Linked DNA regions of Homo sapiens: region 1 is linked to region 2. A link is an interaction called in ENCODE POLR2A ChIA-PET data of the cell type or tissue named here. Cell type or tissue: OCI-LY7. All regions are shown on one strand. Each heading gives the region's core, and the rest is flanking DNA. Links, peaks and the distances in the headings are about the cores only. Region 1 overlaps PTPRS (protein tyrosine phosphatase receptor type S). Region 2 has its middle 9.0 kb from the start of TNFSF9.

Region 1 (5,642 bases), core at 1-4,000, 1.2 Mb before region 2:
CCCGGTCCCTCACAGAGAGGCCTCGAGCCGAGCGTCAGATGGGGCAACGTCTGCAGAGACAATGGAGGGCTGTGAGAGGCGAGTGGGGAAATCCAGGAGACCTTCATGGAGGAGGCAGAGGGAGGGTCACATGGAGCAGGGGAGGGTCCTGCGGGGGCTGGTCATGGGACAATGGGGAAGGATCATGGGGTGATGGGATGGAATGAAAGTGCTGGGCCCTTGCTATAGAATTAAGGTGTCTCCCCCACAAAAAATCATATGTTGAAACCTAGTCCCCACTATGATGGTAACAGGAGATGGAGTGTTTGGGAAGTGACTAGGTCATGAGAGCAGAGACCTCATGAACGGGATTAGTGTCATAAAGGATCTCCCAGAAAGCTCCCTTGCCCTTTCTGCCACGTGAGGACACAGGGAGAAGATGCCTTCCACGAACCAGAAGATAGCCCTCACCAGACACCAAATCTGTGTTGCCTTGATCTTGGACTTCCCAGCCTCTAGAACTGTGAGGTACCAATTTCTGTCATTTATAAGCCACTTGGTCTGTGGTATTTGGCTACAGCAGCCCAAATGGACTAAGACAGCCTCCAACCACCAGCTAAACCCCAACCCCAGCATGAGTCCCCAACCCAGGCTGGGCCCCTGACTCAGACCAAGCCCCACACCAGGACTGAGGACCTGAGCCCCTGACTCAGACCAAGCCCCACACCAGGACTGAGGGGTGCTGAGCCCCAGTTTTCTCCAACTCACAGGCTGCTTCTCAGGAAGGAGGGGACTCCAGACTATGCTGCTGTCTGGCTCTAAAACCTGATCCCCCAGGTTATAAGACAAATCTCTTCCACACACCTGCCTGTCCCTGCCCTGCTCTAAGACCTCCCATGGCTCCCAGAGCCCCCAGGGGAAGCCACTCTTGCTGACTTCACTGTTTCCTCTCGCTTGGAGGTACAGCCAGGCCAGCCAAGCTCAGTCCCACCTCCAAGCCTTTGCTTCTGCTGTGCCCTCTGCCTGGAATGCTGTCCCCACCACATGACAGGTCTCAGCTTAGCTGTCACTTCCTCAGGAAACCCTTCTCTGCCCCTCAAAGGTCAATTCCCCCTACATTCTACATCCCGGAGCATCAGATATGACTAAGGTTATCCTCCGTGGTATTCACCCTGGTTCCCAAACTAAATGAAAAGATGTTAATCATTCAGCACGTTTCTCCCACAAGAACCTCAACTCCTCCAGGGCAGAAGGGTCCCTCGTCACATACCTTGAACCCTGGAATGGCCCCCTCCCCATCTCCCCAATCTCCACTCTGTCCAGAGCCAGGTCAGAGGGCCAGGGAGGGGAAGGGAGAGGCCCAAGGATAAGATCTTTGTTGCCTAGTCAGGCTGGCACCCATGCCAGCCCATGCCCTGGGCGGGTCCAGGCCGTGACCACAGGAACTGGTGGCGCATAATAACGGGGCAGCCCCTGTGATTCTGACTCCCAAAATACCCAGCTGCGGTCACCTCGCCCAGCCCTGGGGCGGTCCCAGGGGAAGGATGGGCGGGTAGTGGCCGGGTCACAGCCTAGGGTGACGAACGGGATTCGGGGGGCCTCAGTGTACATAGTTAGGCCACAGGCATACAGTCAGACCAGCCACAGAGAACGATGCCTGCTAAATCACGCCACAGACATACACAGATGCACACAGTCAAACCACCGATACACACCGACACACAGTCAGACTGCAAGCGGTTGCATATCTGCAAGAGACACAGAAACAAATGCATTCACACAGTCAGGCAGCAGAGACGGGCACACACACACACACACACACACACACACACACACACACACACACAATCAGGCAAATAAAACTTGCACATAGTCAGACCACAAACACAGACAGGCCCAAAATCAGACCACAGACATACACCAAGCCAGAAAAGATACACATAAGGGGTCATGGTGGGGCAGGCAGTACACATACACAGTTGGGTTACAGGGAACTGCAAACATGCAATTAGATCAGAGATACCTACAGGTGCACAAGCCGGTCAAAGTCACACGCAGACACAGGTGCCGGCACACTGTCAGACTATAGATAGGCCAGTCAGTCAGCAGACCACAGGTGCATGTGCCAGCCAGCCAAATAGAGATATGCAAAGTCAGATTCCCTTCCTACACACATATGTGCACACAGGCAGGCTACACAGACATGCACACACACAGTCAGACTCTAGGTACACCTTGCACACAACCAGTTGGGGACTGGGAAGATGAAGGAAATAAAGCCTAGAGCACAGTCCCTTACTCTGAGTCCCTGCCCTAGCCCTTTAAGAGCAAAAGTTGCCAACGAGGAAGGCGGTGGCCCCAGATGGAGAAAACAGCCTGTGGCCAGCTGGGGCTAGGGTGACCACAGCGGCTGGCCCTGCCCAGAAATGCACATCTGCTTGGCCACACTGAGGGGGCGAGGTCAGTCCCAGACCACTTTGAGCAGCTGGGCAGGCCTGCAGAGAGCCTCTGGGGAAACTGAGGCAGCATAGCAAACCTGAAGCTCAGAGGGCATGGGTAGGAGTCACTTGCACAGAGAGCCCAGGTGGGGCACATATATGGAGGGCCCCAGCCACAGCTGGCTCTCCCACATCCCACGAGGACCTCAGGGCAGCATCAGCCACCTTCTAAACCAGGCAGCCCTAATTACACCCTGGCTCCCACGGCAGAAGCCATGTTGGGCCCACACCTCCCTGATGTCTGCGCAGGATGGGGCTGAGTCAGGCACAGACAGGCAGGGCCTGGCCATGGACTCCCCCCAGATCCGCCACTCCAGCCTGTCAGGGGCAGGGACGAGGGGCTACAGTAACAGGAGCATTTGGGGCATTGGATGATGTATCAGGAATAGGGTGGTGGGAGGGGCCCAGGGAGTGGGGTTCAGACACTACCAAAGACAAAACATCCCGGGGTCCCTTAGGTGCCAATCCTCCCTAGGAGAACCTCCCATGATGGGGATAGGACCCTGCACACCCACAATCCTCCCACCGACTCCTGCTTCCACGAAAACCCCAGGCGTGAGGTCCTCTGCGAGGATTTGGGAGAGAAGATCCCTAGGTCCCATCAGCTCTGCCTTCAGAATCTGTCCCCAACCTGCCCACTTCTTACTCATTCTTCTGCCTCCACTTCTTCCAGCCCCATTGTCACCGACCTGGACAGATGTCGTCACCTCCATCGTGGTCTCCCAGCTCCCGCCCTTGTCCCTTGATCTGTTCCACTCACAGAAACCAGAAAGCATCTGCAAGCACCCGAGTCAGGGCTCGTCCTTCCTCTGCCCACAGCCCTCCATGGCTCCCACCTGCCTCGGGGTCAAAGCCCAAGTCCTTCCTGAGGCCCACCAGGTCCTGCACGACCTGCCCTGTCCCCTCCGTGCCCTCCCCTCCTCCCTTTCTCCCCCTCCTCCCTCTGCTCCAGCCGCATGGGCCTCCTTGCTATTTCTCCAACACCCCAAGTGCAGTCCAGTCCTGCCCCCGGGCCTTTGCGTGGGCCATTCCTGGATTTAATATTGGCTGAGGACCAAAAGGTGAATGGGAATTGGGGGCAAGGGTGTCTCTGCACTACAAACAGCATGAGGAAGAGCAAGGGGGCAGCACTGAGAGGTCCTAGGAGGGAGAGGGGGAGAGATGAGGACAGAGAGGTGCACATAGACTAGACCCACAGAGCAGCCAGGAGCCCTACGTGGCCCTGGGCAGGGAGGGAAATGGCCAGGTTGGTGCCAGGCCAACCCTCCACCATGTCCTCTTGCAAAAGGCAGCCTGGGCCACCAGCCTTGCCACTGCCAAGAAAGGGAAATTAAGTCAGGTGCAGTAATCTGCAAGCTCCCAGTAAATGACACGGCTGTTAGGAAAAGCATGGCAGCCCATGGTGGCCAGCGAGGCTGAGCCAGGGCTAGGGAGAAGGAGAGGGAGTGACCGCTGGACGCTGAACCCATGTGGGGCTCAGGGAGGGTCTCTGCCCGCCCCACCTGGCTCTCAGGGGCTGCACTGCCCACCACTAGCTCACGGCAGCTGGTCAGAGGCAGGCGCTTGACTTTTACAGATGAGGAAACTGAGGCTCACAGAAAAACAGGGACTCAGCCAAGGCCCCCAGCTGGGGTGGGACTTGGGTCTAGAGCCCACGTTTAATCTTGTGACTGTGTCTTTCTCTGGCCACTGCGAGATCTCTGGACAACTCTCTCTGGGACTGGTAGAGCCCGCTGGCCGCCTCTGGGGGCTCCCCCGCGGTGCTAATGGGGGGCGAGTGGGCACTCATTCCAACCAGGCGCCGGGGCATGGGTCACGCGATCTGGGAGCCGGCTTTGTGTGCCCACGCGGTCCAGGAAGCATAAAGGGGTGATTATGACCCAGGCCGGGCAGCAAACAGGCTGTGTCACCCGCACGAGGCGGGGGCTCCTCGGGCCAGAGGAGGCTCCCGGTGCCTCTCCCAGCCCAGGCTCCAGCTGTAGAGTCCATGCTGCCCTGTCCTGGGGCGGGAGTCTGGGGGCCTAGTCCTAACCCTCAGGGGCCATCCCATGGCCCCAGGGCAGGAGAAGCTGAGGCTGATTATGCCAGCAGTGGGACTCAGGGGAAAGACCCCTGACCCTGCACAATCTCTCCACCTTCACATCCACCCCCCACCCACAGCTCTCCCGTGCCACCGCCTGGAACGTCATTTCCAGGACTGGACCCTGGCCTCCAGCCTCCCTGGACACCTGGGTCACTCCCACATCCACTCAAGCAGGGACAGGCAGCGAGGGCCCCCCTGGGCAGCAAGCACAGGCTCTGTGGCCACTGGTGGGCTCAAGTCAGCTCTGGCCAAGCCACTGTCCCTCCCAGGGCGCCATTATCTCCCTATCAGGAAATGGGCTCAGGGAGGGGCTGGGTGGGGCTGGCCCTTCCCGGAACTGAAGTCCGGGGACCTGGCTTTAATTGACTATTGATTTGTATTGGGACGACGTGAAGGCTCAGGGCACTGTCCCCAGGGGTCCTGGTGGCCAGGAGTGGATGGGTGGGGCAGACAGGGAACCAGGCCCAGCCCTGGAGAGGGAAATCATTAAAGTCCACTGGGTGCCTCTGGGGTGCTGAGCCCCATTAAATGTTCTCTGTGTTTTCTGCTGTTTAACGGATTAGGAAACCGAGGCTCACCAAGGGTCCTGCATGGAGGAGGGGGCTGGGCTGGGTTAGGATTTGAGGCCAGAGCCCGGCTCTCAGTCGAGCCCAGAGTCCACATCCTCTGGGCGCCCAGGCTGCCAAAATTGCCCGTCAGTGTGTCCCCCATGCTGGCTTCATGGAACAACTTGAGACGCCAAGATCTGGGGGTACCCCTGCTTCTGCTCACACACCCACGGGGGCTCCCAGCTCCTGTGCTCGCTGCTCTGGGCCCTTCTTGATGTGACTGCATCCATCGTCTTCCCTACCCCCTCTTCCCGAAAGGTCCTGCAGTTCTCAGAATACACTGCCTCAGGTCTCTGAGCCTCTTCGCATGCAGGTCCCCCACCTGGCACACCCTTCCCCAGCTGGCCCATGGTCAGTTCATCCTGTAAGCTGCAGCCACGAGATGCCTCCACTCCAAGCTGAGCCCCGTTCCTCCTCTGCTCTAAAACCCTCCATGGCTCCCATCAACACGTATTAAAACTCAGACTGCTACCT
Region 2 (7,152 bases), core at 1,194-5,193:
TCATACACCATGAAACATCCACATCTTCTCACCCCAATACCCTCAATTTTTGCACATCTTTCTGAAATGTTTTATACAAACCTATTTCTGCTCTGAAACCCAAAGCGTGCATTCTGCACATAGCAGCCTGCACCTTGCTTTCGTTTCTTTTTTTCCTCACTTGGTTATTCTTTTAAAGGTTTTTTTTTGTTCCCCCGAGACAGAATCTCACTCTGTTGCCTAGGCTGGAGTGCAGTGGCATGATGATCTCGGCTCACTGCAGCCTCTGCCTCCTGGGTTCAAGTGATTCTCCTGCCTCAGCCTCCTGAGTAGCTGGGATTACAGGCATGCGCCACCACACCTGACTAATTTTTGTATTTTTAGTCGAGATGGGGTTTCCCCATGTTGGCCAGGCTGGTTTCGAACTCCTGACCTCGTGATCCACCTGCCTGGACCTCCCAAAGTGCAGGGATTACAGGCGTGAGCCACCATGCCCAGCCTCTTTTTTTTTTTTTTTTTTTTTGAGATGGAGTCTCACTCTGTTGTCAGGCTGGAGGGCAGTGGTGTGATCTCGGCTCACTGCAACCTCCACCTCCCCGGTTTAAGCGATTCTCCTGCCGCAGCCTCCCGAGTAGCTGGGACTACAGGGGCCCGACACCACGCCCAGCTAATTTTTGTATTTTTAGTGGAGACGGGGTTTCATTATGTTGGCCAGGATGGTCTCGATCTCTTGACTTCGTATCTGCCCGCCCCCGCCTCCCAAAGTGCTGGGATTACAGGTGTGAAGCACCGCACCCGGCCGCCTAGCCCCCTTTAAAGGTTTTGTAAACCATCTGCCCAAAAAAGCAATTACATAGAATAATCACGCCAAATTTTCAACCTAAAGTTCAAACAGGACAGAGACTCAACCTGATGGGTAAGGCCCATTTCACACTAAAAACCTTAATCTTTGAAAGAGTAGAGGAGGCAAAGTCTGAGTGCCTTGTTCTCTTAGCCCTTGGAGATCTCTGTCAAGAGATGACTCAGACATGTTTTTAATTTTTAAACCGATTCTGTGAGTAATAACCTGGCAGTTTTCCTTCTGATGACCAATGCAGTTATTTTCATCTTCAACAATTTTGCACCACATATTCCTGCCTGCCCCTTGTTTTTATTTATTTATTTTTGTTTTTTTGTTTATTTTGTTTTGTTTTGAGACTGAGTCTCTCTCTGTCACCCAGGCTGGAGTGCAGTGGCATGATCTCAGCTCACTGCAACCTCTGCCTCCCGGGTTCAAGCGATTCTCGTGCCTCAGCCTTCCGTGTAGCTGGGATTACAGGCGCCCACCACCATGCCCAGCTAATTTTTGTTGTATTTTTAGTAGAGACAAGGTTTCACCATGTTAGCCAGGCTGGCATGACCCACTGCACCTGGCCTTTTTTTTTTTTAGACAAGTCTTGCCCTGTCACCCAGGCTGGAGTGCAATGGCGTGACCTCAGCTCACTGCAACTTCCACCTTCCGGGTTTAAGGGATTCTCCTGCCTCAGACTCCCGAGTAACTGGCATTACAGGTGTGGACCACCACGCCTGGCTAATTTTTGTATTTTTAGTAGAGACGGGGTCTCACTATATTGCCCAGGCTAGTTTTGAACTCCTGAGCTCAAGTGATTCGCCCCCCTCAGCCTCCCAAAGTGCTGGGATTACAGGTGTGAGCCCCCGGCCATGCCTTCCTTTTTGCCCAAACAAGATCAACCCATGTACACAGTCACGTGGAGGCACCACACTCTCAGCCCACTGGCAGCAATGATGGCTGGTCCTATTGAGCACCTGCTGTATGCCAGGCACTATTCTGGCTCCCTGATTCTGGACAACAGTCCCACAAGGTGGTCACTGGTGTTAGTCTCATTTCATATACGGGGAAACTGAGGCACAGAGAGATGGAGAGATTTCAAGGTCATGTAGCCAGCAGAGGCAGAGCTGGGATTTGAAGCCAAGTGAGTCAAATCCTATGCTCTGGTGCTGCTCAACTGGAAACACATCGATGCCCGCATGCATCCTCCTGAGTACACAGTATCACATCAGAGACACTCAGTCCCAGAGTAGCAGGATGTGTGCCTCAACTTCACAAAGCTCACTTGCTGTGCACAATCATACCTTGCAAGCTGGGAGTGGTGGTTCCTGCCTCTAATCCCAGCACCCTGGGAGGCTGAGACGGGAGGATCTCTTGAGGAAATGCTGTGGTCGTTTCCTCAACTTCAGGAGTTCCAGACCAGTCTAAGCGAGAATGTACCTTGCAACTCTTTTTTTTTTTTTTTTTTTTTTGAGACGGAGTTTTGCTCTGATGCCCAGGCTGGAGTGCAGTGGCACAATCTCGGCTCACTGCAACCTCTGCCTCGTGGGTTCAAGTGATTCACCTGCCTCAGCCTCCCAAGTAGCTGGGATGACAGGCGCCCGCCACTGCGCCCAGCTAATTTTTTTGTATTTTTAGTAGAGACGGGGGTTTCACCATGTTGGCCAGGCCAGTCTCGAACTCCTGACCTCAGGTGATCTGCCTGCCTAGGCCTCCCAAAGTGCTGGGATTACAGGCGTGAGCCACCATGCCTGGCCTGTACCTTGCAACTCTTACACAAAACCCCAGGTGCACACACTCGGGTGCCAGTCTGTGTTTTCCAGAGACCTGGATGTAGCTTTTCCAGCTACTCGACTCATTTGGATGATGTAATTCCCCTCTCTGTGTCTCTTTTCTCCTCAACATGTGTAAACACTCCTTTATGGCTCTAGATCAATCTCAGGCTGGGTGTTCATGCCTGTAATCCCAGCATTTTTGGGAGGCCAAGGCAGGAGGATCACTTGAGTTCAGGAGTTGGAGACCAGCCTGGGGAATATAGCGAGACCCCGTCTTTAAAAAAAAAAAAAAAAAAAAAAAAAAAAAGGCCTGGTGCTGTGGCTCATGCCTGTAATCCCAGCACTTTGGGAGGCCGAGGCGGGAAGATCACGAGGTCAGGAGACCAGCCTGGCTAACATAGTGGATCCCTGTCTCTACTAAAAATACAAAAAATTAGCTGGGCGTGGTGGTGGGTGCCTGTAATCCCAGCTGCTTGGGAGGCTGAGGCAGGAGAATCGTTTGAAGCTGGGAGGCGGAGGTTGCAGCGAGTTGAGATCACGCCACTGCACTCCAGCCCGGGCGACAGTGCGAGACTCCATCTCAAAAAAAAAAAAAAAAAAAAAAAAATAGCAGGGTATGGTAGTGTGCACCTGTAGTCCCAGCTATTAATACATGGGAGGCTGGGGCAGGAGGATTGGTTGAGCCCAGGAGTTCCAGACCAGCCTGGGCAACATAGTGAGACCCCATCTCTACAAGAAATAATAATAAGAATAATAAAATAGCTGAGTGTGGTGGCACGTGCCTGTAGTCCCAGCTACTCAGGAGACTGAGGTGGGAGGATCACTTGAGCCTGGGAGTTCAAGGCTGCAGTGAGTCATGATTATGCCACTGTACTCCAGCCTGGCCAATAGAGCGAGACCGTGTCTCAAAAAACAATAAGATGCACTTCACTCCACACTTTCCTTTCCTCTTTTCTTCAGTTCCATCTGGCCCCTAGCTCACTCCGTAGCTGTCTGACTCATGCAAATTGCTCCGCTCACACCACTAATGCTCTGTTAGGCTTCACTCTGCCCTGGGGTAGATAGAGGACCCAGGCCAGGTAAAAGTTAACCCTCGAAGAGGTCACTGGCTACATGATGGGAGACACACTACAAGGACCCTGAGAGGAGAAGATTGTTGCTGGGAAACAATCAAGGTGGACTTCCTGGGGGAGGAGTCTGTTCACTCAACCTCAGAGGCAGAAGAAGGAGGGCCCCCCTGGCACAGCCTGGGGTGCTGTCCCTTCCAACTACTTCCTGTGCAATCCCTCCCTCAAGGCCTGTGATGGTGAGGGTGGAGAGTGAGGCCCTTCCCCAGTGGGTGAGGAAAACCAGGGCCCACGCTTACTTCGAGGAGACAGCTGAGCACAGAGGTGTGACTCCAGCAAACGTGAGGTGCTAAGAGGGTGACGTTGAGTGCTCCACGGTGGGCGGGGCCGCCTGGCTCAGATGTCCCGACCACAGTGCGTCACGGCGCTCCCTGACTGCGGCCTGAGTCTTCCCCAGGCGTTGAGGTCTTGTTTCCCTTCCCTGGGGGGCATGTTCAGAGCTCCGCCAAGCCCCCCAGCACAGATAGGAGTTCAGACCAGTCACAGTGAGACCTTGGCCAAGAGACCTCACTTTCTGGAGTTTTAATTTCTGTGCCCACGTTTTAGGGATGATGTTGTACCACAGAGCTGTAGAGAAACGTCAGTGACCATCACAATGACAGGTTGCCTTTATTGAACATTTACTATGTGCTCGGCACGGTGCTCAGAGCAAGCTTTCCACTATTCTTTGAGATCCACTATGATTCCCATTTAACACATCTGAACAATGAGCTGAATCAGAGAAGTGAAGCAGCTTGCCCAAGATCACACAGCAAAAACTCCCACTCTTTCTCTCTCTTTTTTTTTTCTTTTTTTTTTTTGAGACAGAGTCTTGCTCTGTTGTCCAGGCTGGAGTGCAGTGGCACAATCCCCACTCACTGCAACCTCTGCCTCCCGCATTCAAGCGATTCTCCTGCCTCAGCCCCCCAAGTAACTGGGATTACAGGCATGTGCCACCATGCCCAACTAATTTTTTGTATTTTTAGTAGAGACGGGATTTCACCATGTTAATCAGGCTGGTCTCGAACTCCCGATCTCAGGTGATCCACCTGCCTCAGCCTCCCAAAGTGCTGGGATTACAGGCATGAGCCACCATGCCCAGCCTGTCTTTCTTTTTTTATTTTTGTTTTTATTTTAAAGACAAGGTCTTGCTCTTTTTTGCCCAGGCTGGAGTGCAGTGGTATGACCACAGCTCACTGGAACCTCTGCCTCCCCAGGTCAAGCGATCCTCCCACCTCAGCCTCTCTGAGTAGCTGGGACCACAGGTGTGTGCCATGACACCTGGCTAATTACTTTTCTTTTTTTTTTTTTGAGATGGAGTCTTGCTCTGTTGCCCAGGCTGGAGTGCAGTGGCGTGATCTTGGCTCACCACAACCTCTGCCTCCCGGGTTCAGGAGATTCTCCTGCCTTAGTCCGCCAAGTAGCTGGGACTACAGGTGTGTGCCACCATGCCTGGCTGATTTTTGTGTTTTTAGTAGAGATGGGGTTTCAGTATGTTGGCCCGGCCTTGTTTTTTTTTTCTTGTAGAGATGGGATCTTGCTATACTGCCCAGGCTGGTCTTGAACTCCTGGGTTCAAGCGATCCTCCTACCTTGGATTCCCAAAGTGTTCGGATTACAGGCATGAGCCACTGTGCCCATCCCACACAGCCAGAACTCTGAAGAGCTGGAATTGAAGACTCCACAGGCAGCAAACATTTTTCTGAAAAGGACCAGACAGTAAATATTTTGGGCTTTGTGAGCTAGTCAGTCCCTTTTCACAACTCTTCAACTCCACCATAGTGTCAGGAAAGCCACCATAGACAATACGGAATGAAGGGAGGATCACTTGAGCCTGGGAGTTCGAATGAATGAAGGCCAGGTGCGGTGGCTCAGGCCTGTAATCCCAGCACTTTGGGAGGCCAAAGAGGTGGATCAGGAGGTCAGGAGATCAAAACCGGCCTGGCCAAGACGGTGTAAACCCTGTCTCTACTAAAAACATAAAAATTAGGCATGGATGCGGGTGCCTGTAATGCCAGCTACTCAGGAGGCTAAGGCAGAGAATTGCTTGAACCTGGGAGGCAGAGTTTTCAGTGAGCCGAGATCATGCCATGGCACTCCAGCCTGGGCGACAGGGCGAGACTCCATCTCAAAACAAAAACAAAAACAAAAACAAAACCAGAAAAGACAATATGGAATGAATGAGTGTGGCTGTGTGCCAGGCACACTTTATTTATGGACAGTAAATGGGAAAGTCATATCATTTGCACATGTCAGGAAATGTTATTTTTCTTTTGACATTTTTCCAGACATTCAAAAACAAAAACAATTAAGTGAAAGGATCTTCATCTACAAGGCTGTACAAAAACTGGCAGTGGGCCATATTTAGCTTTTGGCTGGAGTTTGCTGATCCTGGCTCTAGAGTGTTCTTAACCTTTATGCTATAATTATTTCTCTTTTCATTTTTTTTTTTTTTTTTTTTGAGATAGGGTCTCACTCTGTCACCCAGCCTGGAGTGCAGTGGTGCGATCCTAGCTCACTGCAGCCGCAACCTTCTGGTTTCAAGTGATCTTCCAACTCAGCCTCCTAAGTAGCTGGGACTACAGGCATGAGCCACCATGCCCAGTGGCATCAGGATCTTTAAATCTTTTTAAAATTAATTAAGTTTTTTTTTTTTTTGAGACAGAGCCTTGCTCTGTTGCCCAGGCTGGCGAGCAGTGGTGTGATCTCGGCTCACTGCAACCTCCGCCTCCCAGGTTCAAGCGATTCTCCTGCCTCAGCCTCCCGAGTAGCTGGGATTACAGGCATGCACCACCACACCCATCTAATTTTTGTATTTTTAGTAGAGACGGGGTTTCACCATGTTGGCCAGGCTGCTCTCGAACTCCTGGCCTTAAGTGATCCTCCTGCCTCGGCCTCCCAATGTGTAGGGATTACACGCGTGAGCCATCACGCCCGGCCTAGAGTGCTCTTAACCTTTATGCTATATTTCTTTCTCTTTTCCTTTTTTTATTTATTTTATTTATTTTTTAAAGATAGGATCTCGCTCTGTTGCCCAGGCTGGAGTGCAGTGGTACAATCATACCTCACTGCAGCCTTGACCTCCTGGGCTCAAGCAGTCCTCCCACCTCAGCTTCTTGAGTAGCTGGGAATACAGGCATGAGGCACCATGCTCAGCGACATCAGTATCTTTAAATCTTTATTCCTGGCCTGGTGCAGTGGCTCATGTGTGTAATCCCAGCATTCTGGGAGGCTGAGGCGGGTGGATCACTTGAGGTTAGGAGTTCAAGACCAGCCTGGCCAACATGGAGAAACCTTGTCTCTACTAAAAGGAGGCAGAGGTTGCAGTGAGCCGAGATGGTGCCACTGCACTCTGGCCTGGATGACGGAGCAAAACTGTCTCAAGAAAAAAAAAAATCTTTATTCCTGGTTGGTCAGCTTCCTTGGAGAGCGACCTTCTACCTATGCATCTTCTGGATCCTGGA

Evidence for each region. ChIA-PET counts read pairs that join two places held together with the same protein. Peaks named below come from ENCODE experiments on the same cell type or tissue, not always from the same donor. Only the 100,000 strongest peaks of a DNase experiment are listed, where the experiment ranks them.
Region 1: POLR2A ChIA-PET joins it to region 2 with 6 read pairs; 1 of 35 experiments calls an interaction of 5 or more read pairs at or near these places.

Annotation. Positions count from the first base shown.
Region 1 is chr19:5,286,185-5,291,826 of GRCh38, forward strand. PTPRS (protein tyrosine phosphatase receptor type S) reads right to left here. Exons shown (of 38, transcript NM_002850.4): 2 at 1-50. Among named protein-coding and RNA genes, the nearest start is that of PTPRS, 52 kb to the right of the region's middle. In OCI-LY7, for the core only: CTCF peaks have their summits at 3,592 and 3,796; DNase peaks (open chromatin) are centred at 2,047 and 3,607; H3K4me3 peaks cover 1,720 bases; H3K27ac peaks cover 2,793 bases.
Region 2 is chr19:6,518,474-6,525,625 of GRCh38, forward strand. No RefSeq gene overlaps it. Among named protein-coding and RNA genes, the nearest start is that of TNFSF9, 9.0 kb to the right of the region's middle. RefSeq lists an enhancer at 3,618-3,867. In OCI-LY7, for the core only: no CTCF peak of the experiment used is centred there; DNase peaks (open chromatin) are centred at 2,048, 3,638, 3,998 and 4,916; H3K4me3 peaks cover 1,200 bases; H3K27ac peaks cover 4,000 bases.